2 separate regions of the Homo sapiens genome follow, and region 1 is linked to region 2. Evidence: read pairs that join two places in POLR2A ChIA-PET (ENCODE). Cell type or tissue: GM12878. All regions are shown on one strand. Links, peaks and the distances in the headings refer to the core of each region. The heading gives the core; the rest is flanking DNA. Region 1 overlaps SMIM13 (small integral membrane protein 13). Region 2 overlaps LOC105374928 (a long non-coding RNA gene).

What was found. ChIA-PET counts read pairs that join two places held together with the same protein. Peaks named below come from ENCODE experiments on the same cell type or tissue, not always from the same donor. Only the 100,000 strongest peaks of a DNase experiment are listed, where the experiment ranks them.
Region 1: POLR2A ChIA-PET joins it to region 2 with 5 read pairs; 4 of 35 experiments call an interaction of 5 or more read pairs at or near these places.

The regions. Positions count from the first base shown.
Region 1 is chr6:11,112,825-11,128,037 of GRCh38, forward strand. The region is part of intron 1 of SMIM13 (small integral membrane protein 13); the gene reads left to right. Among named protein-coding and RNA genes, the nearest start is that of ERVFRD-1, 8.7 kb to the left of the region's middle. RefSeq lists an enhancer at 13,882-14,383 and silencers at 14,072-14,366, 14,208-14,408. In GM12878, for the core only: no CTCF peak of the experiment used is centred there; no DNase peak of the experiment used is centred there.
Region 2 is chr6:11,484,420-11,499,632 of GRCh38, forward strand. LOC105374928 (a long non-coding RNA gene) reads left to right here. Exons shown (of 5, transcript NR_187824.1): 2 at 3,146-3,292; 3 at 5,894-6,045. Among named protein-coding and RNA genes, the nearest start is that of TMEM170B, 46 kb to the right of the region's middle. RefSeq lists an enhancer at 7,586-7,705. In GM12878, for the core only: no CTCF peak of the experiment used is centred there; no DNase peak of the experiment used is centred there; H3K27ac peaks cover 3,073 bases.

The sequences.
Region 1 (15,213 bases), core at 1,730-5,729, 380 kb before region 2:
TGAGATGGGGTCTTGCTCTGTCGCCCAAGCTGGAGTGCAGTGGTATGATCTTGGCTCACTGCAACCTTTGCCTCCTGGGTTCAAGCAATTCTCCTGCCTCAGCCTCCCAAGTAGCTGGGATTATAGGCACCTGCCACCATGCCTGGCTAATTTATTTTATTTTATTATATATTTTTTTGTATTTTTAGTAGAGACGGGGTTTCACCATGTTGGCCAGGCTGGTTTCGAACTCCTGACCTCAAGTAATCCACCCGCCTGGGCCTCCCAAAGTGTTGGGATTACAGGCGTGAGCCTGTAGTAGTAGTATTAGTAGTTAGTAGTATTATTAACATTCAGTTGCAAATCTTGGTGTAGACATATGTTTTCATTTCTCTTGAGTAACTTCATTTCTCTTGAGAAACTGCCAAACATTTGCATTGCCAGCAGTCATGAGTGAGAATTTGTTACTCCGCATCCATCACCAACATTTGATGGTATTGTCTGTTTTTAATTTAGCCATTCTAGAGGATGGGTATTATGCTTTTGATTTTTGTTTCATTAATGACTAATTATTTTCAGCATCTTTTATGTGTTATTTGCCATTCTTTCTACCTTCTGTGTAAATCATCTTTACAAGTTTTTTCTACTCATTTAAAAAATTGTGTTACTTTTATCAAGTTGTAAACAATTCTTTATTCTGGATACAAGTTTTTTTTGTTTGTTTTTATCAGATATGTTTTGCAAGTATTTTCTTCTATTCTGTAGCTTGCCTTTTTATTTTTATTTTTTTGAGATGGAGTCTTGCTTTGTTGCCCAGGCTGGAGTACAGTGGCACAATCTTGGCTCACTGCAGCCCCCGCCTCCTGGGTTCAAAAGGTTGCCCTGTTTCAGTCTCCCCAGTAGCTGGGAATTACAGGCATGTGCCACCATACCTAGCTAATTTTTGTATTTTTAGTAGAGGCAGGGTTTCACCATGTTGGCCAGGCTGGTTTCGAACTCCTGATCTCAGGTGGTCCACCCATCTCGGCCTCCCAAAGTGCTGGGATTACAGGCATGAGCCACCGCACCCGGCTGCCTTTTTATTTTTAAATGTCATTTGTTTTGTGTTGTTATTGTTTGATAAGTCCTTCTTATCAAGTTTTTAAGGTATGACATATAAAGTTATTCTTTTTGTTTTTTTTTTTTAATTTTTTTGAGACGGAATCTCACTCTGTCGCCCAGGCTGGAGTGCAATGGCGCGGTCTTGGCTCACTGCAACATCTGCCCCCAGGATTCAAGCGATTCTCCTGCCTCAGCCTCCTGAGTAGCTGGGATTACAGGTGCGCGCCACCACGCCTGGCTGATTTTTGTATTTTTAGTAGAGATGGGATTTCACCATGTTGGCCAGGCTTGTCTCAACCTCCTGATCTCAAGTGATCTACCTGCCTCGCCCTCCCAAAGTGTTGGGATTACAGGCAGTTGAAGGTAGTTTTACCTTTTCTTCCCAATGTGTACATTTGTCTTTTAGCTTTTGCCTCATTGCACTGGCTAGGGCCTTATAATGTTGCAAGAAAGGAGTGAGAGCAGACCTTCCTCCCTGATCTTTTGGAGTGAAATATTTAGCCTTTTACCATTAAATAAATTATTAGCTGTGGGATTTTAATAGATATTCTTTATCAAGTTTAGGAAGAAAACTTCCCCTCTGTTTCTACTTTGTGGTGATTTTTCTTTTTTTTTTAAATCAGGAGTGGATATTGGATTTTTTTTTTTAATGATTTTTCTGTATTGAGATGGTCATGCACTTTTTCTCTTTTTTTTTTTTTTTTTTTTTTTTGAGATGGAGTCTCACTCTGTCGCCCAGGCTGGAATGTGGTGGTATGATCTCGGCTCACTGCACCCTCCTCCTCCCAGGCTTAAGTGATTCTCGTGCCTCAGCCTCCTAAGTAGCTGGGATTACAGGCGTGTACCACCACACCCAGCTAATTTTTGTATTTTTTAGTAGAGACGGGGTTTCACCATGTTGATCAGGCTGGTCTCGAACTCTTGACCTCAAGTGATCCACCTACCTTGGCCTCCCAAAGTGTTGGCATTATAGGCATGAGCCACCACGCCCGGCTGTATTTTTTCTCTTTTAAGTCTGTTAATATGGTGGATTTTGTTGCATTTCGAATGTGAAAGTAACCCATTCCTCAGATAAACCTGTTTTGGTCATGACATGTTATCCATTTTCTATACTGTAGCAATTAATTTAGTAAACATTTAAGATTTTTCTCTTTATATTCATGAGAAATACTTGTGGTTTTCTTAAACACCCTTGTCTGGTTTTGTCATCGTGTTAATGCAGACCTTATTACATGAGTTGGGTACTGTTCCTGTCTCTTTGGATTTTTGGAAGCATTTACATACAATTGCTATATTGGTTTTCTATTGCTGCATAACAAATTCCCATAAATTTAGCAGCTTAAGACAACGCACAGTTATTAGATATCAGTTTCTGTGGGTCAGGAGTCTCCACCTGGCTTAGCTGGGTCCTCTGCTCCTAAAGCTGCAGTCAGGGTGTTGGCCTGGCTGCGTTCCTTTCTGGAGCTTGGGTTCCTCCTTCAAGCTTATGTGGTTGTTGGCAGGATTCAGTTCCTTGTGACTGAGGACTCAAGGTGGCTCACCTCTTCATGCCAGTTGAATCTCTGACACCAGGGAGGGTCCCAATCCCTCTTTTAAGGTTTTTACCTAATTGAGTCAGGCCCACCCAAGGTAATTTCACTTTTGAATAACTAAAAATCAACTGATTGAGACCTTAATTATAGTTTCAAAATCCCTTCATCTTTACCAAATAATATAACCTAATAAAGGGATTAACTATCCCATTACCTTTGCCATGTTCTTTCTTTCTTTCTTTTTTCTTTTCTTTTTTTTTTTTTTGAGACAGAGTTTCACTTTTGTTGCCCGGGCTGGGGTGCAATTGCTCAGTCTCGGCTCACTGCAACCTCTGCCTCCTGGGTTCAAGCAATTCTCCTGCCTCAGCCTCCCAAGTAGCTGGGATTACAAGCATGGGCCACCATGCCTGGCTAATTTTTTTGTATTTTTAGTAGAGACAGGGTTTCTCCATGTTGGTCAGGCTGGTCTCGAACTCCCGACCTCAGGTGATCCAACTGCTTCGGCCTCCCAAAGTGCTGGGATTACGGGCGTGAGCCACCATGCCCTGCCGGCCGGCCTTCCTTCCTTCCTCTTTTTTTTTTTTTTTTTTTTTTTTTTTTTGACAGAGTCTCACTCTGTCACTCAGACTGGAGTACAGTGGTGTGATCTCTGCCCACTGCAACCTCCGCCTCCCAGGTTCAAGCGATTCTCGTGCCTCAGCCTCCCAAGTAGCTGGGACTACAGGCATGCAGTACCACACACAGCTAATTTTTGTATTTTTTGCTAGAGATGGGGTTTCCCCATGTTGGCCAGGCTGTTCTCAAACTCTGGGCCTCAGGTGATCCGCCCACCTCAGCTTCCCAAAGTGCTGGGATTATAGGCATGAGCCATTGCTCCTGGCCAGCTTTGCCATGTTCTGTTGGTTAGAAGCAGATCAGTTTCTACCCACATTCAAGAGGAGGAGTCATATAAAGATTACACAAAGGATTGACTCATTGGGATTACTAGAGTGTGTCTGTCACATTTGACATAATTTCTTTGTAAATGTTTGGTAGAATTCATCTGGGCTGGGACTTTTCTTTTTGGAAAGATTTTCAACTACAAATTCTGTTTCTTTATTAGATATTGGACTATTCCACTTACCTGTTTCTTCTTGAATGAGCTTTCAGAGTTTGTGTTTTTCAGGCACTGTGTCTGTTTACTCTGAATTGTATAATTTACAGGGATAAAGTTTATAATATTTCTTAATTAGCCTTTTAACACCTGTAGGATCTGATATTGATTATTTGTGTCCTTTCTTGTTTGTTTGTAATTGGCCTGACTAGAGGTTTATAAATTTTATTGATCTTTTCCAAGAACCACCTTTGGTTTAATTGATTGTTTTCTCCCTATTGCTTGTCCATATTCTGTTTCATTGGTTTATGCGTATATCTATATATCTTTCCTTCTGCTTATTTTGAGTTTAATTTGTACTTCTTTTTCAAGTTTCTTATGGGGAAATCTTGGGTTATTGATTTTAGACTTTTCTTATTTTTAAGAAAATAGACATTTAATGATAATTGTTTCTTTTTTTTTTTTTTTTTTTTTTTTTTTGAGACGTAGTCTTGCTCTGTTGCCAGGCTGGAGTGCAGTGGCGCGATCTCGGCTCACTGCAACCTCCACCTCCCGGGTTCAACTGATTCTCCTGCCTCAGCCTCCTGACTAGCTGGTACCGCAGGTGCCTGCCACCACGCCCGGCTAATTTTTGTATTTTTTTTTTTTTTTTGAGACGGAGTCTCGCTCTGTCGCCCAGGCTGGAGTGCAGTGGCGGGATCTCGGCTCACTGCAAGCTCTGCCTCCCGGGTTCACGCCATTCTCCTGCCTCAGCCTCCCAAGTAGCTGGGACTACAGGCGCCCGCCACTACGCCCGGCTAATTTTTTGTATTTTTTTTTTTTTTTTTTAATAGAGACGGGGTTTCACCAGGTGGCCAGGATGGTCTCAATCTCTTGACCTCGTGATCCGCCTGCCTTGGCCTCCCAAGGTGTTGAGATTACAGTCGTGAGCCACCATGCCTGGCCGACGTTTAATAGTTGTTTGTAAGTATTGATTTTGACGTTTAAATTTTTATTCAATTCAAGATATTTTCTAATTTCACTTGTGATTTCTCCCTTGAACCATGGATTATTTAGAAGTATGTTGTTAAATTTTGAATATTTGTTCTTTTCCAGATATTTCGTTATCAGTTTCTAATTTGACTTTTTTATGGTCACACAATGTATTTTGTATGATAAAATTTAGGAGGGTTTACTCTTACATTTAATGGGACTTATGATACAGAATATGGTCTATCTTTTTTTTTTTTTTTCTTTTTAAGAGAGGGTCTCTCTCTGTCACCCAGGCTGGAGTGCAGTGGCAAGATCTCCGCTCACTGCGACCTCCGCCTCCCGGATTCAAGCGATTCTTGTGCCTCAGCCTTGCAAGTAGCTGGGATTGCATGCCCAACAAATTTTTGTGTTTTCAATAGAGATGGAGTTTCACCATGTTGGCCAGGCTGGTCTCGAACTCCTGACCTCAGGTGACCCGCCCGCCTCGGCCTCCCAAAGTGCTGGGATTACAGGTGCATGCCACCATTCCTGGCCAATTTTTGTATTTTTAGTAGAGATGGGGTTTCGCCATGTTGGCTAGGCTGGTCTCGAACTCCTGACCTCAGGTCATCTGCCCACCTCAGCCTTCTAAAGTGCTGGGTTTAAAGGCATGAACCACCACCTATGGCCAGTATATGGTTTGCCTTTGTGAACGTCCCATATATAATCAAAAGGAATGTTTTTTTCTGCTATTGATTGAAATGTTCTGTACATCTCAGGTCAGTTTGGTTGAGGGTTGTTTGGTACTTTTGTGAAAGGGCACCAGCAGCTTTTGCTATACAGTAGCTACTATGTTATATAGTAGGACTCTTCAGAGCAGACATTGAGCTCTGTAATGAATCAATTGGTCAAATTAATTAAATCTTGATAGTTTTGGGAGTGGGGTTGGGACAGGGAGAATAATAGTTGATTTGTTTTGAGTATCTACTTTGTGCCAGGTGCTACTTTAAGGCATAGTGAACACACTGGAAAACTGATTAAACCATACGTTTCGTTTCCTTAAGAAACTTGTTTCTCATAGGGAAGGTGGTCAGTACTATGCAGGATGAAAGTGAGCATGAGGTGCTAAAGCAATTACCCAAAATAGGTCATATTGAGGTAATAGTATTGTAGAACGATCTAAAAGTTATATATTAATAATACTTAAAATTCTTAGTTACAGTGGTAGTAGTCTCATATCTGTATTCTTTGCCTTAGAGGGGAGGAGGTTGGAGCCTATGAGATGGTAACAGAGCTAATATTTGATGAGTACTTATTATGTTTTAGGCATTCACTTTAGCTTGTTACATGTATTAACTTTTAATTACCACATACCCTTTGAGAATGGGTACTGTTATTCACATTTTATAGAACAGGAAACTGAAGCACATAGAGGTTAACTTGCCGAAGTCGGAAATAAGTTACTGAGTTAGGATTCATGGAAGAACATTGCAGTCTAACATGCCTCTGAGATATAAGAAATTATGGGGACAATCCAGTTGATAGATACAAGGATGTGATCTAGGATAGAGAATGACACTAGGAGTGTAGAGAAGGAAACAGATGTGAGAGGGTTTATTAAAATAGAATCTATAGCACTGGGATAAGATAAAGTGGGAACAAAATGCTGAAGAAGAACTCTTTTCTGCCATAGAGATGGGGAGAGAATGTAGTTCTCCCAAAGAGCTGTTGGATGGAGACAGACAGCAGACACATGCGCGTGCACTCTCTCCTCTCTCTCTTTCTCTCTCTCACTCACTCACTGTTTTTGAGATGTCTTCAAACTAGCCAGGTAGAAATTCCCTCTTGAGGTTCAGGAAAGGTGGAAAGTATGGATGAAAATTTGGTCCTCGGGCCGGGCTCGGTGGCTCACGCCTGTAATCCCAGCACTTTGGGAAGCCGAGACAGGCGAATCACGAGGTCAGGAGATCGAGACCATCCTGGCTAACACGGTGAACCTCCGTCTCTACTAAAAACACAAAAAATTAGCCAGGCGTGGTGGCGGGCCCCTGTTGTCCCAGCTACTCGGGAGGCAGAGGCAGGAGAATGGTGTGAACCCGGGAGGCGGAGCTTGCAGTGAGCCCAGATCGTGCCACTGCACTCCAGCCTGGACGACAGAGCGAGACTCCATCTCCAAAAAAACAGAAAATTTGGTCCTCATCATCTATAATAACGATGATATTTGGATCCATGGCAGTGTTGTGATCACCAGAAGAAGAAGAAGAGAACAGAAAGAGGAGAGAAGAGATTTTAAAAGGTAACTTGAAATGTCTTATGATTATTGGATAGAAAAGCTTTGGATTTGGAGGTACTATGATTCAAATTTGTATTGATTTGATAGTGGTAACTCCAGGGGCTTAATAACTTCTAGCATTGCCTAGTGTGTCATTGAGAAAGGGGTGTGTACAATAGAGGGAGAATTTTAAGAATTAGAAGAGCTTGGCTTACTTGGTTTAGTCTACATTTAGGATTTGGACATACTGTCTCATAGATGAGCCTTTGCTGCCTTCAGAATAAAATGGAAATAAGGTAATAAGATTGAAAATGGAAAAGAGCTTTTTATAAATGTGAAATTGGTAGTGAGCCAGTCAACTAGCTACTTAGATACTATCATGAAGGTGAGATTATATAACTCCACTGGAATGATTCCACAATTTACAAAGATCAGAATTTGTAGTTATACTGCACCTGGGCTTTTGGACTGAAAATACCTTGGGTAGTGTGTCTTAATCGGTTTGGGCTGCTGTAACAGAAATACCATAGACCAGGTGGCTTATAAACAACGGAAGTTTATTTCTCATGGTTCTAGAGGGCTGGGAAATCCAAGATCAAGGTACTGGCAGATTTAATGTCTGGTGAGGGCCTGCTTCCTGGTTCATAGATGTCTGTCTTCTCACTGTGTCCAAACATGGCAGAAGGGGAAGGAGTGAGGGAGCTCTCTGGGGTGTTATTTTAATAAATGCATTAATCCCATTCATGAGGACTCCACCCTATGACCTAATCACCTCCCAGAGGCTCCACCTGCAAATACTGTCACATTGGGGATTAAATTTCAATATATGAATTTTGGGAGCACACAAACATTCAGACTACAGCAAGTAGCAAAATCGTATTCTCATTCTCTAGATAGTGCTTTGTGTTTCAGTCATACTGTCACCATGAAAATCTGAGAAATTTGATACGCTGTTAAGATTCATTGCTCTGTCTTATGTAGCTGGCTGTCTTCCAATGTCATGAGTCACTGTGTGCCTTTATTTTCTTATTTAGAAAATGGGAATAATGATTGCTGGTCTCATTCAGATGGGTCGTGTAAAAGCACAGTGATTGAATGTAAAAGCACTGTGTGAACTGATAACTGTGTAATTGAAGGTGAAATTACACTTCTCCCCTGGGTTTGTGGTGTGTTGATAGTGATGGTTCATCACTCAAGTTCATCTATCACAACCCTTCTGCTGCCAGCATGTTTATCTTACATAGAAAACAATTTACAGTGTGTTTCATGAAATTCATCATTTGAACAAATGCTTAGTTATTGGCACACAGAAGTGAGTGCTCTTTTGCCTATCTCAGAATACACACCCTCTATTGCTGATTAGTTATTCTGGCATACAATGCGATACTGAAGCAAGACATAAACTTCCTTTTAAGCTGAAAAACTGCAAAACCCATCTTAACAATCAGTATATTGTGGACTGTACTTTGCCCCTCACCTCTCCTTTCTTCTTTCACTCTCTACTGTTTCTGTCTTACTAAATCCCAGGACATGGTTCCAGACCCATGCCCATAGAATAAGAGTTAAGAAGTTTCTGATATGTGCACTTTGGGTCTGGGAATTGTATAAGCTATACTTCTGTTAGAAGTCCGCTGTAGGCATGCAGGGTGCAATGGGTAAGTCTTTTTCAGAAGAAGGCTGCCTGGGTTTTAGTGGTTTTACTTCCTTCATTCCCCTGTCCCCCAAAATACATATGCTCACCTGGGAGAAGTTAGTCATTAGGGCCCAGAGTCCGGATTAGGTTGGTCTATATTTATGGTTATACAGGTGCCTCTCCCCCTCCCAACACACACACCTGCATACACACCCCTCTGCTGTTATTTGGTGCTCTCTTACCAATATCATGTAAAGGGTGATGCTTTATTTTCTATTACATAACTTTGCACTTGTCTTCTCTTCCACTCATTGTATAAAAGAGAACGAGTTCTGAATGCATAAGTGCTGTATTAAACATTCTATTAACCAGACATAATACAATTCTACTTGGAGCAAGATACAGTCATTCTTTATGTCCACTTCTGACTATCCATTATGTTGGTCATCATATCCATGGTCCTCCTGCAGCATTGCTCCACTCATCAGCAATGTCTGGCCAGTTTCTTTGTTGCTCCCCTTACATACATACCTACACCGTCTCACTAGTAAATACTGATTTTTGCATTAAGCTGCCTTTTCTCAAGTGGAGTCTTCTCAGGTTCTGTAGTCAACTGTTGTTCTGTCTATCCCCCATGGGCACCCCACTGCTAATCTTTTTCTTCTTTTCCTTGGCCAGTCTCCACAATTCACTGGCAGCAGCACTCATGCTTCTTTTTCACTGCTTTTTGTCTTTTCCAAGGCTGCATGTCCATCGCAATCATTCTAGGGAGCTTAAAAAAAATGAATAAGCACAATCCCTGGAGATTGATTTTGGGATATCTGGGATGAGCTCTTGGCAATCTGTGTTTTCTAAAAACTCCTCAGCAGATTTTGAAGTTCGAATGATCCCTCTTATGAAAGGTGCAGTGTGATAATCACATACCTTTAACTAGAATCGTTCCACTGGATAATAATTCTGAACTTGCCTTACTTTTACAGGTGTTCCTTTCCCTGAAAGGGAAAATATGAATCCTATCCTCTTGTGACCCTACCTTGCTCCGACTTTGAGTGGTTCCTCTGCCCTAGAGGTGGAGGACTTTTTGCAGTGTGGACCAAAAGTCAGGCCTGTGACCTTTTTGCAGTATGGACCAAAGGTCAGGCCTGTGACCTTTTTGCAGTGTGGACCAAAGATCAGGCCTGTGACCTTTTTGCAGTATGGACCAAAGGTCAGGCCTATCTTCTTGTGACCCCACCTTGCCCTGACTAAGTAGTTCCTCTGCTCTAGAGGTGGAGGACTTTTTGCAGTGTGGACCTTTATCAAAGGTCAGGCCTGTGTTTTAAAGGAATTGAGGCAGATTCCAAGAAGATTAAAAGTTTTGGTTAGACATTATCTAACAAAATAATTGCCTGTCTGGGTTTTTTTTTGGGGTGGCTCCTGTGATAGAGGCTGTCCTCCAAGAGCCTATTGTCTAATAAAGGTAGAGGAGATATCATTACTGGGGATCTTTTTCCAGGCTGTTCCCTCTACTCCCCTCTTAAATCTCAAAAAACACCCATGTCAGCTGGGAGTGGCAGCTCACACCTGTAATCCCAGCACCTTGAGAGGCCAAGGCGGGAGAATCACTTGAACCAGGAGTTTGAGACCAGTCTGGGCAACAAAGCAAGACCCTATCTCTACAGTAAATAAATAAAAACATCCATGTCCTCTCAGGGATAGGCCCTATATCCATGTTCACTGTACCTGCTCCTGGGGCTGACACTTGAATTCAGTTTAGGGCAGAGATTCTACGTTGTGTTTTTTCTAGGTTTGTGTTTTAGAAAGCTGGGGGGAGGAGGAGCAATCTACAGAGAGAAGCGTAGAGGAAAATGGAGCCGCTGTGCAGAGAGAAACAGATAATGCTGAGCAAATGACCTCAGTTCACGAGAACCTTCTCCTAGTGCTTGTCCCTCGTAAGGGCGCTTCCTCCCGTGCTCTCTCAGACACCTCTGTAGCTTTTAGTAAATTCCCCTTTTTTTGTTTAAGCTAAGTCTTTGGAATTTTCTAACTTGAACTAAAAGCTGCTTTATTAAAATAACAAGAGATGAACTATGTGTGTGACTTTCTATTTCGTGTTATATTTGTCATAAGATGATTACCAATACCATAGATGAATAGATTTTGAGCCCTATTAGCAGCAAGGAGTGTGGCATACCAGAAGTGTATGACAGAACAGTTTAGTTAAACTGAATAACAATTTGGCCATTAGATGATATGTGCAAAGCATTTTCTTACAGTTCTTATCCCAGAGTTTTAAAAGTTAGCTGTTATTATTTTTATTGTTACATAATAATCATACATATTTATGGAGTATATATGATATTTCAATACATACATATAATTTACCATGATCAAAGCAGGGTATTTAGCATATCCATCACCTCAAACATTTATCATTTCTTTGTGTTGGAAACATTTCAAATCTTCTAGCTATTTTGAAATATACAATACATTATTGTATGTATTTTTTATTTTTGTGGGTACATAGTAGGTACATATATGGGGTACATGAGATATTTTGATACGGGCATGCAATGCATAATAATCACATCAGGATAAATGGGGTATTCACTACCTCAAGCATTTATCCTTTGCATTATAATTCTTTTATTTTCTTTTAGTTATTTTTATAAATGTACAGTAAGTTATTGTTGACTGTAATCACCCTGATGTGCTGTCAAATACTAGATCTTATTCATTCTATCTAAATATGTTTTTGTACCCATTAACCATTCCCACTCCCTGCCCCTTCAGTACCGTTCCCAGCCTCTGGGAGCTATCATTCTACTTTCTATAAGTTCAGTTGTTTTAATTCTTAGCTCCTACAAATAAGTGAGAACACGCAAAGTTTGTCTTTCTGTGCTTGGCTTATTTTATTTAACATCCTCCAGTTTCATCCATGTTATTGCAAGTGACAGGATCTCATTCTTTTCTTTGGCTGAATAGGATTCCATTGTGTGTATGTACCACATTTTTAAAATCCATTTGTCTGTTGATGGACACCTAGGTTGCTTCCAAATCTTGACTATTGTGAATAGTACTGCAGTAAACATGGGAATGTAGGTATCTCTTCAGTATATCGATTTCCTTTTTTTAGGGGGGTAGGTGGGGAAATACCTAGCAGTGGGATTGCTGGATCATATGGTGGTTTTATTTTTAGATTTTTAAAGGAACCTCCGAATTGTTCTCCATAGTGGTGTTACTAATTTATGTACACAGTGTTTCCACCAGCACTGTACAAGGGTTCCTTTTTTCTCCACATTCTCACCAGCAATCGTTATTGTCTATCCTTTGGATAAAAGCCATTTTAACTGGGTGAGATGATATCTCATTGTAGTTTCGTTTTGCATTTCTCTGATGATCAGTGATGTTGAGCACCTTTTTATATACCTTCAGGTGGTTTCTTATCAGTAATGTCCTTTTCTTTCAGGTTGAAGAACTCCTTTTATCACTTGTAGGACAGGTTTGGTGTTGACTAAATCCCCTAGCGGGAAAGTCTTGATTTCTCCTTCATGTTTGAAGGATATTTTTGCTCGATAAACTGTTCTAGGGTAAATTTTTTTCCTTTAGCATTTTAAATATGCCATGCCATGGCCGGGCGTGGTGGCTCACGCCTGTAATCCCAGCATTTTGGGAGGCTGAGGCCAGTGGATCACCTGAGGTCAGGAGTTCGAGACCAGCCTGGCCAACATGGTGAAACCCCATCTCTACTAAAAATACAAAAATCAGCTGGGCATGGTGGTGTGCGCCCGTAAGGCCAGCTACTTCGGAGGCTGAGTCAGGAGAATCACTTGAACCCGGGAGGTGGAGGTTGCAGGGAGGCAGAGGTTGCAGTGAGTCGAGATTGCGCTACTGCACTCCAGTCTGGGCAACAGAGTGAGACTCCATCTTAAAAAAAAAAAAAAAAAAAGGCCTGGTGTGGTGGCTCACGCCTGTAATTCCAGCACTTTGGGAGGCCAAGGCGGGTGGATCCCTTGAAATCAGGAGTTTGAGACCAGCCTGGCCAACATGGTGAAACCCCGTCTCTACTAAAAATACAAAAATTAGCTGGGCATGGTAGTGCACACCTGTAATCTCAGCTACTCGGGAGTCTGAGGCAGGAGAATTGCTTGAACCTGGGAAGTAGAGGTTGCAGTGAGCTGAGATCGTGCCATTGCACTCCAGACTCCAGCCTGGGTGACAGAGCGAGACCCCGTCTCAAAACAAAAGACAAAACAACAACAACAACAACAACAAAATGCCATGCCACCCTCTCCTGACCTGTAAGGTTTCCACTGAGAGATTGATTGCCAGACATGTTCAAGCTTTTGAGTATCTTACTTGTTTCTTTTCTCTTGCTGCTTTTAGGATCCTTTCTTTGTCCCTTACCTTTGGGAGTTTGATCATTAAATGCCTTGAGGAGTCTTCTTTGGGTTAAATCTGCTTGGTGTTCTATAACTTTCTTGTACTTGAGTATTGATACTTTTCTCTACGTTTGAGAAATTCTCTGTTATCTCTTTAAATAAACTTTGTACCCTAATCTCTCTCTCTACCTCCTCTTTAAGGCCTGTAATTCTCAGATTAGCCCTTCTGAGGCTATTCTCTAGATCTTATAGATGTACTTTATTCTTTTTTCTTTTGTCTCCTCTGACTGCATATTTTCATTTATTTTATTTATTTATTTTGAGATGGAGTCTCGCTCTGTTGCCCAGGCTGGAGTGCAGTGGCACCATCTCGGCTCACCACAACCTCCGCCTCCCGGGTTCAAGCAATTCTCCTGCCTCAGCCTCCCGAGTATCTGGGACTACAGGTGCGTGCCACCACACCCAGCTAATTTTTGTATTTTTAGTAGGGGCGGGATTTCACTATGTTGGCCAGGCTGGTCTCAAACTCCTGACCTCGTGATCTGCCTGCCTCGGCTTCCCAAAGTGCTGGGATTATAGGCGTGAGCCATGGCGCCCAGCCCTGGCTGCGTATTTTCAAATAGCCTGTCTTCAAGGTCACTAATTTTCTTTTGCTTGATCAGTTCTGCTGTGGAGAGACTCTGATGCATTCCTCAGTATGTCAGTTGAAAGTTTCAGCTCCAGAATTTCTGCTTGATTTAAAAAAATTATTTCAATCTTTTTGTTAAATTTATCTGATAGGTTTCAAATTCATTCTCTTTAATTTTGTTGAGCCTCCTCAAAACAGCTATTTTGAATCCTCTCTCTGAAAGGTCACATATCTCTGGGAGTGGTCTCTGATGCCTTATGTAGTTCATTTGGTGAGGTCGTGTTTTCCTGGATGGTCTTGATACTTCTGGATGTTTATTGGTGTCTGGGCATTGCAGAGTTAGGTGTTTATTATGGTCTTCACAATCTGGGCTTGTTTGTACCTATCCTTCTTGGGAATGCTTTCCAAGTTTTGGAAGGGACTTGGGCATTGTGACCTAAGTCTTTGTTCACTGTAGCCATGTTTGCATTGGGAAGCATCCCAAGCCCAGTTATGCCGTGGCTCTTGCAGACTTGTAGAGTCACCACCTTGGTTGTCTTGGGTAAGATCCAGAAGAATTCTCTGGGTTAGCAAGCAGAAACTCTTGTTCTCTTCCCTTACTTTCCCCCAAACAAATGGAGTCTCTCTGTGCTGAGCTGCCTGGAGCTGGGGAAGGGATAACATAGTCACCCCTGTGGCCACCACTGCTGGGACTGTGCTGAGTCAGACTCGAAGCCAGCATAACAATGGGTCTTGATTGAAGCTCATGGTGACCACTGCCTGGCTGCCACTTACGTTTGCTCAAGGCCCAAGGGCTCTACAATCAGCAGGTGGTGAATCTAGTCAGGCTTCTGTCCTTCCCATTAGGGTGGGGTGAGTTCTCCCCTAGCTGTCTGGGAGCCAGAGCCAGGAGTTGGGAAACTTACAAATTTACCTGGTGCTCTCTATTCTACTGCAGCTAAGCTGGCACCGAAGCTGTAAGACAAAATCCCTCCCAGTCTTCCCTTTCCTCAAACAGAGAACTGTTTCCTTGTGGCCACAGCTGCCCTAGGCCCACAGGGACTACTGTCTTCCAGCCACCAGTGTTCACTCAAGGTTCAGTGTATTAGTCCACTTTCATGCTGCTGATAAAGACATACCTGAGACTGGGCAATTTACAAAAGAAAGAGGTTTAATTGGATTTACAGTTCCACGTGGCTGGGGAAGACTCACAATTATGGTGGAAGGCAAGGAGGAGCAAGTCCTGTCTTACACGGATGGCAGCAGGCAAAGAGAGAATGAGGAAGACGCAAAAGTGGAAACCTCTGATAAAACCATCAGATCTCGTGAGACTTATTCACTACCAGGAGAACAGTATGGGGGAAACTGCTCCCCATGATTCAATTATCTCCCACTGGGTCCCTCCCACAACACGTGGGAATTATAGGAGTATTTGTGTGGGGACACAGCCAAACCATATCTAACTCAGCTTGTGGTGAGATTTGGGTGGGGACACAGCCAAGCCATATCACTCAGTTAGCTTGTGGTGAATGCTGTCAGGACTTAGTCTCTCCTTCAGGACAGTGGGCTTCCCTCTGGCCCAGAGCAGGTCCAGAAATGCCATCTAGGAGCCAAGGCCTGGAATTGGGGACATCAGGAGGCTGCTTGGTATTCTATCCCACTGTAGCTGAGCTGGTACCCAAGC
Region 2 (15,213 bases), core at 6,437-10,436:
TGGATAACAAGAGTGAAACTCCATCTCAAAAAAAAAGAAGTCAAATTCCTTGCTTATGCTTATTTTCACTTGTTCTTATTTCCCTACCCTTTGTGAAAAAGAATTGCTTTTGTCCTGTTTATGACAGTAAGAAAAAATACGTCTCTACTCATTCTCCCTCTCTCTAGACTAAACATTCCCAGTTCTCCTAATGCTTTCTTTTTGATCTTCATTTCCAAACTATTTATCACTTGCTCTCTTTTCCTGAATGCTCTCCAGCGTTCCAAGAAGTTGAGCCATGCATTGAAGAAAGTTCTCCAAAAGTAGCTTGAGTGATTGCAGATAGAAGCAACAGGAACTCTGCCTGTCTTTCCCTTAAGGCCTGTGATTAATAAAACCTGAGGAAGGTAGTTTCTTGGTTTAATTGATAGCTTCACTTTATTGGGGCAGAAACCCATAGATTAATAAGAAATTAGGTGGAGGGGGACTGTTTTCCTGTCTTGGTATAGTGGTATAAAAGAAATTCAGTAATGAAGAATACCTATTTCTAGCTGGAAAAAAGTGCACTCATTGATTATTATTAAATAGCTAATTTGAAAAGCTTGTATTATTTAACTCATGTATCACTTGCTGATAATTTTATAACTGAGAAAATTTTTCAGGGGCTATAACTTAAATTAAAACATGCTCTAAAGTTGTGTTTCAAAAGAAAAAGAAAAGAGAACCCACCAATTAAAGGCAGTATTTTGTTCTATAATGCATCCTTCCTGGCAGTGAAACTATTTTATTGTTCCAACGTAAAAGCCTTGGTTAGAATGTTTTGCTTTGGATCCTGTTTTTAAGTGAGCACTACCTTTGTGTTACTCATTCTTATGATTCTCATTTACTAAGAGTGAATATGAAGCACAATTTATGGCCACCAGAGCTCTGATCTATAGTGTTCACGAGCATAATAACCACAGATAATTTGTGCAGACTGGATTGGTGGTCTCCGTTGCATGTATTGGTATCTGTGACAGGCAGAATCTAGGTCACAAGCTACCAGACTCACAGCACAATGCCTGGCATTGTGTCAATTACATGAATCCATGGAAACGAAGAGGAGAAGCTTGAATTTCACCCATAGCATCATGGGGAAAATGATGAGTTTTTTGACAGAGGCCGAAATAGTGTCTGGCCATTTTCTCCTTCCTTTGGGACATCAGGATGATCCAGAGATACTTCCCAACAAACTAAGCTCAGTTAGCCATGCTTCATTCAAACTCAAAGGCTTGGCCTTATCTCTAAATAAAATACATGGAAGACAACCACTCAGGGGGGTGGAAATCAGAGATTTAGGACACCCTGGGATACAACAACAACAACAGTATAGCGGGGGACAGGAAGGCCCCAAGACAATGAGGCTTTAAGTTTCCCTAAAACTAAAAGAGCTGTGCTTTTGAAAGCTTGTCATCTGAAACGAACAGAGGATTGACAGAGAAAATTAGTTTGACATTCTGAGGACACAGTGTTGAAAAAAAAAAAAAAAAACTAAGAAAAATTTGCTGCAAAAAAACAACAGAAACCAAATCTAAAATAAAATGTAATTGTAAATACTTAAACGCACATCCCCTCATAAATTTCCCAGCGGCCCTGGATTTCTCTCATGAAAGCAGGTGCTGGAAGAGAATCAACAGATCAGAGATACAAACACCAAAGGAAAGAATAAGACCTTCTTGGTTAAGTTTAGGTCCATTCGTCCAACTTGGCTTCACATAGTTAAAATTCATACTGAAGTCACTTTGGAATGTTTGCAACCAGTCATTTGCCCCAGCTAGGAACAAAGCTAGGGGTGAGCATAAGAATGCAAAACAAGCAGAAGTCATTAAGAAGAAGGTAGCCCAAGAGTCTCAGGCTTTTATATGAAGCTGTGGGATCAGGGAGTCATTTTCCCATCCATTCTTTTCTCATGATTAACTAAGATAATGTCCCTGTGTCTTTGCTCTCTCTATCATCCTCTCTCCTTTCTGGAAAACCGCATCCTTTGTCAGGGGTATGGTAAGTGGGAAGGCCTCTAGGCTGAGATTGGAGACCCTTGAGGCTTGCACTTAGTGCTAATACATGCAGTGTGATTCTGAACTCACATTCTTCAAGAGTGAAGTGAAAAGTTTAGGCTGCATGCTCTCTGCCTGCCCGGGCCGCGGTAACACAGTACTGTACACTGCGCAGCCTAAGTAACAGAAATTTATTTCCTCACTCAAGGCTTTGATAGGGCTGGTTTCTCCTGAGGCTTTTCTCCGTGGCTTGCAGATGACATCTTCTCCCTGTGTCCTCACACAGTCTTCCCTTTGTTATGTCTATGTCCTCATCTTCTCTTCTTATAAGGACACCAGTCGGGTTGGATTTCGGCCCACTGCATGAACTCATTTTACCTTAATTCCCTCTTTAAAGACCCCATCTCCAAATACAGTCACATTCTGAAGAACTGGGGGTTAGGACTTCCACATATAAATTTTGGAAGAGATACACTTCAGATAATAATCTCCAAGGTTGCTTTCCGTTCCAGAGTCATTGGATTTTTTTTTCTCTTTCAAGTACTGACTTTTCATTAATTTATCTTTCCAGTACTAAAAGGGAAGATTCAGCCTGCTATGTTTAGAAAAGATTGCAAAGGACTGAAGTTGTACTTTTCAGCTATCTGTAACCTTGGTCTCTTTAAAATAAAGCCATTCCAAGCCCAGCATGGAGGCTTATCCCTGTAATCCCGGAACTGTGGGAGGCTGAGGCAGGAGGATTGCTCATGGTGACGTGTGGGTCTGTAGTACCCCAGGAGTTCAAGGCTGCAGTGAGCTATGATCACACCACTGCACTCCAGCCTGGGTGTCAGAGCAAGACTCTGGTTTGTTTGTTTGTTTATTTGTTTGTTAAAGCTATTCTGTAGGGCAGAGGGCACTATTCCAGAGTCTGTGAGTAAACCTAAAATTTCTGTACTTTCTCAAAAATGAGACCATTGCACCTATGGCCATTAGAGAATCTTTTGAAAGAGGCTTGCCCTATGAGAATTTTCTAGGATTACTTTTTGAAGGGCATCAAGACTTTCGCCTCACTGTCTTCAGGACTATCCCATGCCTTGGCTATGTTCTTTCAGATGCAAAAGACAGATGTTGTGTTCTGTTTTTTTCATAAGGATGCAAGAGAAGATAAGGAAGACAAGATCTCAACCACTTTCAGCAAAGCTTTGCGGAGAATGCAACATCCTTCAAGACACCATGAAGCTCCACGCATCTGGTCATCTTGTTTCTTCAGGGAATAAATTTATTGTTCTCTGCTTCAGGTGACTGGAGGAGACAAAGTGATCCCCCATTTATGTCTCTGCCTCTACCTTCCCTGCTGCTACCTGCAACTCTCTGGTGTCTTTGGGGGGTTCCAACTCCTTGACGGGGAGGGCGAGTTCCCTGGGCAATTGGCCATCAGTGCACCCTGCCTCTATTGGGAAGAGCTCTTCTACCAGGCTGTTCCATTCTCACAAGTAAGCCTAAAAGAGATGGCTCCCTCAGTGGTTTACCTCTGGTCCTATCAATCTGATGATGAGGCCACTTAGTTCTAAGTAAAGTGACAGATGACCAAGGACTTTCTTTGAAGAGACATTGGGTTGGCCAGGCGCGGTGGCTCTTGCTTGTAATCCCAGCACTTTGGGAGGCCGAGGTGGGCAGATAACCTGAGGTCGGGAGTTTGAGACCAGCCTGGCCAACATGGAGAGACCCTCTCTCTACTAAAAGTACAAAATTAGCTGGATGTGGTGGCACATGCCTGTAATCCCAGCTACTCAGGGGGCTGAGGCAGGAGAATTGCTTGAACCTGGGAGGCGGAGGTTGCAGTGAGCCGAGATTGCACCACTGCACTCCAGCCTGGGCAACAAGAGAGAAACTGTCTCAAAAAAAAAGAAAAAAGAAAAGACATTGGGTGTTCTTGATACTTTAAGATTTCACAGACGAAGAAAATGCAAGTCAGCAAGCAGGTTGCTGAGTATTCCCAGGGTATTCCATCCTTTTCTTCCATTTACCAAAGAGCTAAAGAGTAGTTTATATTCATTGCCTTCACTTTTGCATCTTCACTTTTTTTATACTTCATTTGTTTACCATATCCCTGAAATCCTAGCAGTCTGACATCTGAGAGCCTACCTTCTTTCCCTTAACTCTAACTGAAATTAACTCCCAACTTTAATATCCATTTGTCTTTCTCTCCCCCAACTTGCTGCTGTGTTTAAAACTATTGATTGACAACCCTACTTGTAAAGGCCCCTACCTTGGCTCCTATGACTGCATTATCCTGGGGGTGGGCAGGAAACCCTAGGGAAAGCCTTTCATCAATGAACCTGGATGTGAGTCCTGATTTTTCTCAATACTATCTATGTCACACTGTGTATGTTAATTTTGTTCAATAAGCTTTATTCTTGTTCACCTCGTATATTTGTGACGATTGAGTAATGGGGAAGAATATATTTGTGATGACTGAGTAATGGGGAAGAATTTTGGATAACACCAGGGTTTGGGCTTAGGTGAATAAGAGAATAAATGTGCAGATATTCAAGGCTTACTTCTTATACGTAATTAGTTGCTAAGAGAGATTAACTTCACTTCTATCACGTCTCCCAGATTTATTCCTCCTCTTCATTTTTATTACCTTGGTAGAACTCTTCACCACCTTTGACTTGGCCTAGTGGTTAATGAGCTGAGTTCTGAGCAGCTTTTGGGATTTCCAGGGAGATTCCTCAAGGACTTCTCCTCATTTTAGCAAGGTTAGCTCCACTTTCATCTGTTTTATTTATGTGTTTGTTTTTTTATTTGAAGAAAATATTTTCATTTTCAACTTTAATAAGAAACGACACTTACCCAGTTATTGATTCTGCCTCATCATCGGTCTCTATCTTCAGATCACCTCCCATATGATCTTAGAGTCAGTTCTCTGATTACTTATCCTGAAGCATATTTCTGATCCTGTCATATTGCATTGCCCGGAAATCTACTGTCCAAAATAGCAGTCCTTGGCCATTTGACTACTTAAGTTCGTTAAAATTAAATTAAATTAAATTAAATTAAAAATTCAGTTTCTTAGTGGCACTAGCCATATTTCAAATGCTTAATAGCCACCTGTATCTAGTGGCCTCCATTTTGAACAACTCATTGTTAGAACAGTTCCATCATTCTGGAAATTTGTATTGGATAGAGCTGTGCTAGATAGCTTGATAAACATTTCTGACCTTGGCATTAGGATTTAAAATCTATCTTTACCTGGCTCCTCTGCTGCTGTTTTCCTTTATAAAATGCTTCTGTAAGACTGAACTGTTTTCAAACATGCCATACTCAATTCCTGCTGTCATGCCTCCACTTACCCAACCCCACTCAGAGTGTCTTTTGCTCCATCACTGAACACCCAAATCCTACTCCCCATTTAAGGACTGTCCTCCAAGAAGTCTTTTCTAATTTCCGAACTCAAAGTAATTTACTCTTCCTGTGAACTCTTACAGGATTTTAAATAAAGCACTCTAATGTCATCTACCTCATTTCTTCTAGAATTATAACTATCTATACATGTATTTTAGCCCTTTAATTAGTCGGGGTTCCTCTGAAAGCTGATTCTGAGACAAGGATTCAAATCTGAGTAGTTTAGCTGAGAGGTGATCCCAGTAATCATCAGTGGAGGAGGGGGTTAGTAAAAGTGGGAGGCAAAGAAAATCAATTAAGGATGAATTATCAGTTCAGTTACTGATATGGAGGACTAGACCTCAATCCCACTGGAGGCAATGTGGAACAAAGTTATCCCAGCCAAGGTCAGGGAGGCTCCAATGTGTATTCACCAATGCCTTGCCCATTATTTATTTGAGGGATTCCAGGGAAAATCATTCTTGAGCATTTCCATTTTGTCCTGCATTCAGGGCAGGCACACTTGGCCAGTAAAGAAAATCCCCCCAGCAGAGAATTGCAGATACTCACAGCAAGAAGCCTTTCTTGTGAATGGAGGATGGATGTGGAGCTGGTCCGAGCAGTCTGCCTACTGCATCTGCTATGACACCCAGCAAACTGGAAGGTAGGTCCTGGAGGGCTGAGGTCACATGAGTCATAGATGTGTGTCTCCCTCAGTGACCTAACACCGGCAATCAGCAAAGAGTTGTTCAGCGAATGAATGCGTTATCCCGAAGATATTAGGTACTGGAGAAGAATTTGTCATGGAACCCAGTGGTTTGGATGGGTCAATTCACTTGCTGTCAACTGAGATAATCTCTGAATAGACAGACCTACGCCTAGGGTTTTCTGTTGGCTTTGATGTTCAGTACTTATGGACTAAACATTGTACAAGTGTGGGAATTTGTTGAACCAGACTGTAAAGGAGTTTTGAGATTGCTTCAGAAGCAAAGGAGCTTATATCTAGAGAGGAATACTCGGGAACATCGACTGCAGCACTTGCCTTGGTTAGATGCCTGATGATGCTGTTGTCACAGCCACCAAGGGAACCAGGTTTTTTCATTGCAGCCGGGCTTCAATACAGTCAGCCCTCTATGCCTGTCAGGAGAGGTGGCGGTGCAGTGTAAGACTTGGGAATCTAGGAAGAAAGGGTGTGTGTGTGTCTATGTGCGTGCATAGCATGTGTGTATGTGTGTGTAGCGTATATGCTATGTATGTGGTATGTGTGTGTATGTGTTTGTATGATGCATGTGCTGTGTGCTGTGTATGTTGTGTGTGGTACGTATGTGGTGTGTATATGTGTATTTATGTGTGTGATGTGTATAGAGTCGTGTGTGTGATGTGTATGTGTATGGTGTGTGCGGTGCATATGTGATATGTGCATGTGTGTGTGATGTATGTAGGGTCGTGTGTATGTGTTGTGTGTGTATGATGTGTTGTGTGTGTGCTGTGTATGTGGTTGTGTGTGTGGGTATATATGGTATGTGTATGTATGCATAGGTTTGTGATGTGTGTAGGGTTGTGTATGTATATGGTGTGTGTGTGATGTGTATATGTATATTTGTGTGATGTGTGTAGGGTTTTGTGTGTGTGGTGTGTATATGTGTGTGGTGTGTATATGTATGTGTCTTTCTGTCCTCCAACTTGCTGCTGCATTAGGGTTGTGTGTGTATGGTGTGTTAGGGTGGTGTGTGTATGATGTGTGTGGTGTGTATGTGGTTGTGTGGTGTATATGTGGTGTGTATATGTGTGTGTATATTGGGTTGTGTGGTGTGTGTGGTATGTTTGTGTGAGTGTGTGTGGAGTGTGTGCATGTGATGTGTATTGGGTTGTGTGTGTGGTGTGTGTGTGTGGAGTGTGTGTATGTGATATGTATCGGGTTGTGTGTGTGGTATGTTTGAGTGTGTGTGTGTGGAGTGTGTGCATGTGTGTATCGGGTTGTGTGTGTGGTGTGTGTGGTATGTTTGAGTGTGTGTGTGTGTGTGGAGTGTGTGCATGTGTGTATCGGGTTGTGTGTGTGGTGTGTGCACACGTGTGTGCTGAGAGTCATTGAGGGTACGCATTGCAGCCCTACAGGGCTGCAGAGGACCGAATGCCTGCCTGCACCATGTTGACCCTGATAGCAAGGCTGCTACAATATCGCCTTCCTCATGCCCGTGGCCTACTTTGCTCCCAACTCTCACAGACAAGGAGCCACACATTAAAAGCCTATGTTAAGCAGTCATGTGTCCCAAGAGAAGGGGAACATTGCAGTAAGAAATTCTGGTGAACGATAGAAAGCCAGGTGAGATGAACCTGGGGTACAGGGTCCTGGTCACCTAGCTAACTCAGTTTTCAAGGAGGAACCTGGTTGGAGACTCAGGTAGAAGAGGAAGCTCAGAACAAGTTTCAAACTGGAAGACCAGACAGTGGTTGCAAGTAGAGTCCCTCGAGGCTGAATCACAGCTCACAGTGTATAATTTTTAGAATACTCATCTTCCAGTCCCAGCTTGACACTGACTTGGGGAAGTTACATAGCCTCTTTCAGGCCCCTGCATCCTCATCTTTTAAGACAAAGATGGTGAAAGTCTCTGTTGTCAGGATTAGAGGATTGCTTTTAGCAGAAATTCCCCATGGAGAGCAACTATTATTATGGATGCTGGATCCTGATGGATACCTCGGGGATATCCCATCCCAGTTAAATCTGTAGTAAGGGTTCAGGATGTAACATGGCAGCCAGGAACTGGGGTCATTGCACGGTCATCAAACTCTGAGTTTCACAGTAGATTTGTAGGTTTAGGTTTAAAGTTGCTTACGCAATCCCAGGTTGGTTTGGGAACTAGTGTGGGCTGAGCCTACTGGTGTGGGGAGCTGTAGCCGCAGGGTTAGGGAGAGAAAGGCAGTGTAGAGAGAGATTACGTGGGTGTAGGATTGGGGCCTCATAGACATGCCTCAAAACATTGTGAAGTAAAACTGGGAATAGGGCAACACAAGTATAGGAAGAGAGAAAATGGCCTCTCCAGAATAACTTGAGAGATAACTGCGACCACATCATCTCCAAATACTTCTCCATCCCACACTATAGAATTCCTGTCTGGAATTCCAACTGCTGGATCTCCGGGTTAGGCAACCAGGAAGAGAACATTTTCTACAGGTGGTGACGATTAAAATGCTTCTGTCACCAGAAGGCAGAGAGGCTCAGGGGGGCTGGGGGGGCTGCAATCCTTCGTTCTACTTCTTTTATCGGCACATTGTTCTTTAAAGATGTGGAGATGGTCCCTGTTGGGATAGCACGTGAAACACACTGGTTTCCTGGCTGTAAATAAAACCACTGGTGTTGTGTTTGACATAGCTGCTTTAGTACTTGGTCAGCAGTCCCATATGGTCTAGCAAACCTCTTAATTACAACTACAGAGGACAGATTCCTCTAGTAAACATCACCATGTTTAACTTTTCCTCCTCCTGCTGCTGTCAGTGCACAGAGCATTTGAACTTGTAAGCAGCAGGGGAGAAATACCAAATGTACACTCCCCTACCAGAGCTGAGCTTCTCACACCATTAGAGTTTGAAAGGGCCATTTGGGCAGGTTGCATGAAAAACTGGTAGACACCTGCTCCACTTTACCAAACCACAGTGAAGCAAAGTTTGGTTACTGTGTTTTTTTTTTTTTTTTTTTGAGACGGAGTCTCGCTCTGTCGCCCAGGCTGGAGTGCAACGGCACAATCTCGGCTCACTGCAGCCTCTGCCTCCCAGGTGCAAGTGGTTCTTCTCCTCAGCCTCCCGAGTAGCTCAGACTACAGGCGCATGCCACCACGCCTGGCTAATTTTTGTGTTAGTAGAGATGGGGTTTCACCATATTGACCAGGCTGGTCTTGAACTCCTGACATCAGGTGATCCACTGGCCTCGGCCTCCCAAAATGCTGGGATTACAGGCGTGAGCCACCGTGCCCGGCCAGTTTGATTACTGTTTTAAAGAGACGAGAGAACTAATGTGAGCAAAGGGGCCAGGTAAGGAAAAGATGACTCCGGTATCCTTGAGTAAACTCTCTGTATCCAGGTGGTCAATTTCTGATCCAGTTCATTAGCACCCATGACTGATGGAATAATTTTGCAAGGCCTGGTTTGGCAAAAGTACAGGAAGAAGGCATAGCTCTATGAGTTGAATGGAAGTCTAGAGGTACAGAAAAGGGTGGAGTTGGCCTGCCTATGAGATCATTCTAACATTGGCATGTAGAGGGGGAGGGTGTGAACTATGCTAATTTGTTATAAAAATGAGCGGAACCTTCGAGCCGGCTTCTGCTTTGAACATCCCTCCTGATCTCAGCAAGCTGCCTCCACCAGAGAAGGGCTGCCATGCTGGGAAACTCCATCCAGTGACTCCATCCCTTGGAAACATGCCCGTTTGAAAAAAGTACTACCCTGCTTAAAGATTCTAAATCTTGCCTTAATCCACTTCAGATTGAACTATTGCCAAAAAGGTACTTATTCAGAGTCTTTCACCTATGAAACCAAGATGCCGTGTGCCCATTGTAAATTCAGATGTGTCCAGTCACATGTTTAGTAGAGACATTTCAGGATGTAATTTACATAGTCATCAAACTGTGAGCTGCACACCAGCTTTGTAGGTTTGGGTTTAAAGTTGCTTGAACAATCCAAGGTCAGTTTGGGAACTAGCATGGGCTGAGCCTGCTAATGTGGGTGCATCGGAGGTGCAAGGGCAATAGGGTGGGCTTACCATGGTATGTTATTTGCCTGAGGAGTGAATGCCTTATGAGGAAGAAGTCATCCCCAGGTAGAGTATACAGATCTGGGCCACAAAACATGGTTTTTCGTCATTTTTGGAGAGACTGGGTAGTACGAATGGCTGCTCATACTGCTGTATGCCTGAACAGGCCCTCATAGACATGATAAAGGACCCTAAGGAGATGAGCCCCAAGAAGACAGCCTAGCAATGGAGGATAATAGTCACAGGGACAGAGGCTGCCTCCCTGCCTACCTCATCACACTCTAGCCACTGCACTGACAGGCTACCAAGTGCATGGAATGAGGTCATGGCCATTTGTGGGAAGTGCTTAGTAGTGACCCGAAAATCCTGCTGTCAGTATCAGTGACTGTGGGACCCAGCCAAGTACCCTCTAAAGAGTTGCAGCAGGCTTGTCACCATAGCTACTGTGGATTCACAAGGCTGTTTTGAGGATCCAGGGGAACTTCTCGAGAGCATGTGCACAATTGTCCCTGGGAATTTCCGAAACTAGCTGGGAGAGATTGGAGATGTTCTGAGGCTCTCATGCTCCACAATTTGTGGTTAAGCCAAAGAAGACAGCCTTTGCCAGTACTAGTGTGTCAAAGAAAAATATGTCACGTATACATTCTATGAGCACAAAGTGATGAGACAGGGCCATAAGTTAAGCATGGGAATCAGTCTCATCCCTGACAGACACACGTTAGGTAGGAACATGATTCTACTGATTTACCATATAATTGTGTTTGGCTTTCTTTTGTGTTAGTCCCAGCATAAGATAGATAGGGTTTGAGCTGATCACGCCTTACTTGAGCTGATCACACCTTACTTTCTCCCTCAGTTCTTGTGGTTAATTAGCAAGATGACAGGTCAGCTAGGGTATGGGTGGAGTCAAAGTTGTAGGATACCCTCAGAAAATCAGCTCTTCAGAGTTCAAGCTGCCTCCATCCTTTCTGACATTTGATTTATCCCCTACCAGGCTATGAAGCCTTGACTTTATAGTATAAACCTCTAATCAGATAAGCGGATCACAAAACCATCTTTATTCTCAAGACCACTGCTCTATTGCCCTAACCATCCTTGAGCCATCTCAGGGTAGAGGCATCAGCCTTCAGGAGTTACATAGGCACTGGCAGATCATCATAATAAGGACGGGTTGCCAACCTGCTCAGGTTACAGTGAATGCTGATGGGTAGAGTCTGCTTTGAATTTCTCTGACAAGAGGGAGATACAATGTATTTGGTTCACCCAATTCATTTTAAGGGATTTGGTTCCCAGATTTCCTGCAATCGGAATCATGGCCCATTTTCACAGCCACTAGAGCATTAAATTCGTGTATACAAAATAAAGGACTAGAAAACATGTAAACCTAAAAATGTTTAAGCTAAAATTGTGGTACAGATGTTATCTGAGTCCCATAAATCAGTATTCAGAAATATTGTCTTACTGTCAGAAGCAAACAGCAAACAGAGACTTGCATTAGCTATGTGTCTAGATAATGGCAAAAATTAAGTACAGTATTGTTTAGAAATCATAGGCTGGCAGATCTCTTTTCCTTTTCAGGGTTTAAAGAAAGCATAACCTTCTCTGTTGCATTTAACAAAGGAAAAAAAAGGATTTTCTTGTTTTTTGTGCGTACACCCTGCCTAGGGATGAGTTATTCATCAAAATAAGCTTCCTTGTGTTTTAGAATTTGAGAATTTAGAATACTGAGCATTCTCTAACACATCGCCCTAAACATGCTAGTTTGATTCTGAAGCCTTTTTTCCATTTTGTCAAGTTCACCCTCTGAAAGGGACAGTGAAAAATTAGGGGTTGGCTCCACCTGGTGCTTTGATTAGAAAATTACACCTCCATGTATGAGGGCTGTCAACGGACAGTGTGCCCTCTTGCGCACGGAAACAGTAAAAATACTACATAAATATTACTTAAAAATACTAAAACTACCCCACAAGAGTGACCAGTTAACTCACTTTCCATGCAGGGTGCTAAGGACTATTTTTGTATGGTTGTTTTAGTGTCTGTTGCTATGGAACAAATCATCTTAAAATATAGAAGCTTAAGACAACAAAATCATTTATTATCTCCCACGGTGTCTATGGGCCAGGAATTCAGAAGGAGCTCTGTCGGGTGGTTCTGCCTGGAGGCTTCTTTCACATGAGATCGCAATCAGACAGTACTTGGGGTTATTGTAAAGCCTCATTCGCTCCCGTGTCTGGTGTCTGAGCTGATAAGACTGGACAGGCTGGGGTGGGAGCTTCTCTCTGTCTCTATGTAGTCCCTCTTTAGGGTTTCTCAAGCATAGCCAGACTTGTTTCATGTTGGCTCAGAACATCCAAGGTGGTGTCCCCAGAAAGAGAGCCAGGAGGAAGCCGTGTTGCTTTTTATGATCCAGCCTCAGAGGTCAGGAAATGTCACTTCTGCTGTGTTCTGTTGATAGAGGTAATTGCAAACGTCTACCCAGGTTCAAGGGAAGGGAACATAGCCTCCACCCCTCAATACAGGAATGTCAGTGTCACGTCAGAAGAAGAGCATGTGGGATGGGATATATATTTGTGCATCATCTTTGTAAAAATACAATCAACCACAATTGTTTTATTTAATCATCCTTCACCGTAAATGAAGTTGCTTCGATATATCATTATCCCAATTTTACATTTAAGTGAAAGCAGAAGGAAACATTAAAGATCTTCTTACGCCCTTTCGGTGTCATACTAGAGCATTGCCTAATAAGCTGTCAAAAGTGTCATCTGTACACGATTCTCAGTCTTGGCGCTATTGAAATTTTGGTCTGGGTAATTCTTTGCCGTGGGGGCTGTTCAGGGCGTAATAGGTCATTTAGCAGTATCCCTGGCCCCTGCCCACCAGACACCAGTAGCACACCTTCATCCCTTTAGTTGCGATAGCCACAAATGTCTCCAGACATTGTCAGATATCTCTGGGGTGAGGAGAGGGCAAATGTTCCCCCAGTTGGGAAGTTTTACAGGAAGAAAGTTACTTTGATTATTTGCTATTGATGAAGGTGAGACTCTTGTAAAGTTAATGTTAACTTGTGGAGGATCATTATGTTGCAATTCATTTCTGTCCAGTAGGAAATATAAATCCTACAGATTATAGTTGTGTTGTTTTATAATTTACCAGTTTCAACTTCACTTGCAGTCTTATTCCAGCATTCTTTTTGTTCATTGACTATATATAGTAATTTTTCTTCTCCTTCTTCATTCATTGATAAGTTAAATAAACCTTTGTCACATGTGTGCATACACACACACACACACACACAAACGCACACACACACCAGCTCCTTGGCAGAATGCAGAGTGAGAATTCTCTCCAATATGGGGATATGGAGCTATTATGATCTCCCTTCAAGAAAGAACTTGTAGATTAGCTGTGAGGGTGCAGTTAGGTGATGGCCTTGGTTGCAGTGCCTCTGGTTGCTTAGCCACAGCAGTTGAGCTGAGGCCATGCTTTTCCTAGGCAGACCTTTAACAGCTAATGAGCACAGTGGGCGTGCCAGGGCCTGGCCCTTTCTGTTCATCATGGAACTTCTCCAACAGGCAGCCTTTGCTCTGGAGCTCTCTGTTGGGCTGGCTGAGACTTTTGCAGGACAGCACTGCAGTTTGAGACTCTTCCTAACTAACCCTCCTTCTCCCTCCCCTTTCACAGGTGACAGACCTGCATCTCTAGCCTTTTTGTGCTTCAGGCACAACTCAAAGCTGCCAATAATCATGTTGCCCAATTTGTGAGCTGGAACTGCAGTCTTTTTGTTTTTTTGAGACGGAGTCTGGCTCTTTCGCCCAGGCGGGACTGCAGTGGCGCTATCTTGGCTCACTGCAAGCTCCGCCTCCCGGGTTCACACCATTCTCCTGCCTCAGCCTCCTGAGTAGCTGGGATTACAGGCGCCTGCCACCGCGCCTGGCTAATTTTTTTTTGTATTTTTAGTAGAGATGGGGTTTCTCCGTGTTAGCCAGGATGGTCTCAATCTCCTGACCTCGTGATCCGCCCGCCTCGGCCTCCCAAAGTGCTGGGATTACAGGCGTGAGCCACCACGCCTGGCCTGGAACTGCAGTCTTAAGTGTGGCATGAGTTGCCTTCAGAACCCAAAGAGGCCTACCAGGCACTTCTTTTTTGAGGTATGAGATATAAGATGCAGCAATTTATCGTTTGCTTTGGAGGGAATATTCCAGCATGAACCTAACCACTGGATTCCTTAAATCCTCATTCATCTTTTCCTCTCTGGAGCATGAGTGTTTTACCAAGACCTCCAGCATACTAGCCACCTCTTGCTTCTTCTGGCCAATGAACATGATGTCATTGATGCAGTGGATGGGTTTGATGTTCCGTGGGTTCAGGTGATCTAGATTATTTCAGACTATTATGGCAAAGGGCAGCTGAGTTAAGATAGCTCTGAGGCAAAGCAATAAATGAATATTGGAGTCTGTCCACGTGAATGTGAATTGTTCCTGATCTTTTTTTCTAATATGGATAGAAAAGGCACATTCACCAAATAGACAACCACATGCCACGGGCCTGCGGCCTGTTTAATGTGCTCCAGCTGTGATCCCACCTCTGGCACAGCAGCCGCAGTCGACCACCATGTGATTGAAACTGTACTCATCTGTTGTCATTCTTCAGAGTCCATCCACTTCCTGCTGGGGGAGACTAGCAATTAAAAAGAGATATGATAGAGACGACCAATCCCTATTTTGTATTTACCATCTTGCCTGGGGGACAGTTTCGGAGTTTCCATTTGGCCTCTCCCACTATGATAGCACTTCCTCACTGACCAAGGAACAAATATAGGGTTTACTCCAACTGCCAAGTACATTCATTCCAGTGATACATGGAAATGGAGAAATGCTTCCTGGGTGAGTCTACAGGTTCTGTGGGCCCACTCTGTGCCAGACCCAGCTAGGACTCCATTCATTACTTGATTCTTATAAGGCCCCACTTCAACAAGGGGTCCGGGTGTCAAGGTCAACTCGGAACTTGTGTGCAATAGTCTAGACCTTCCCTTTCCCTGGCATACAGTCACCTAAGCAAATGGTCGTGGGTCCCTTTAGGGAAGGA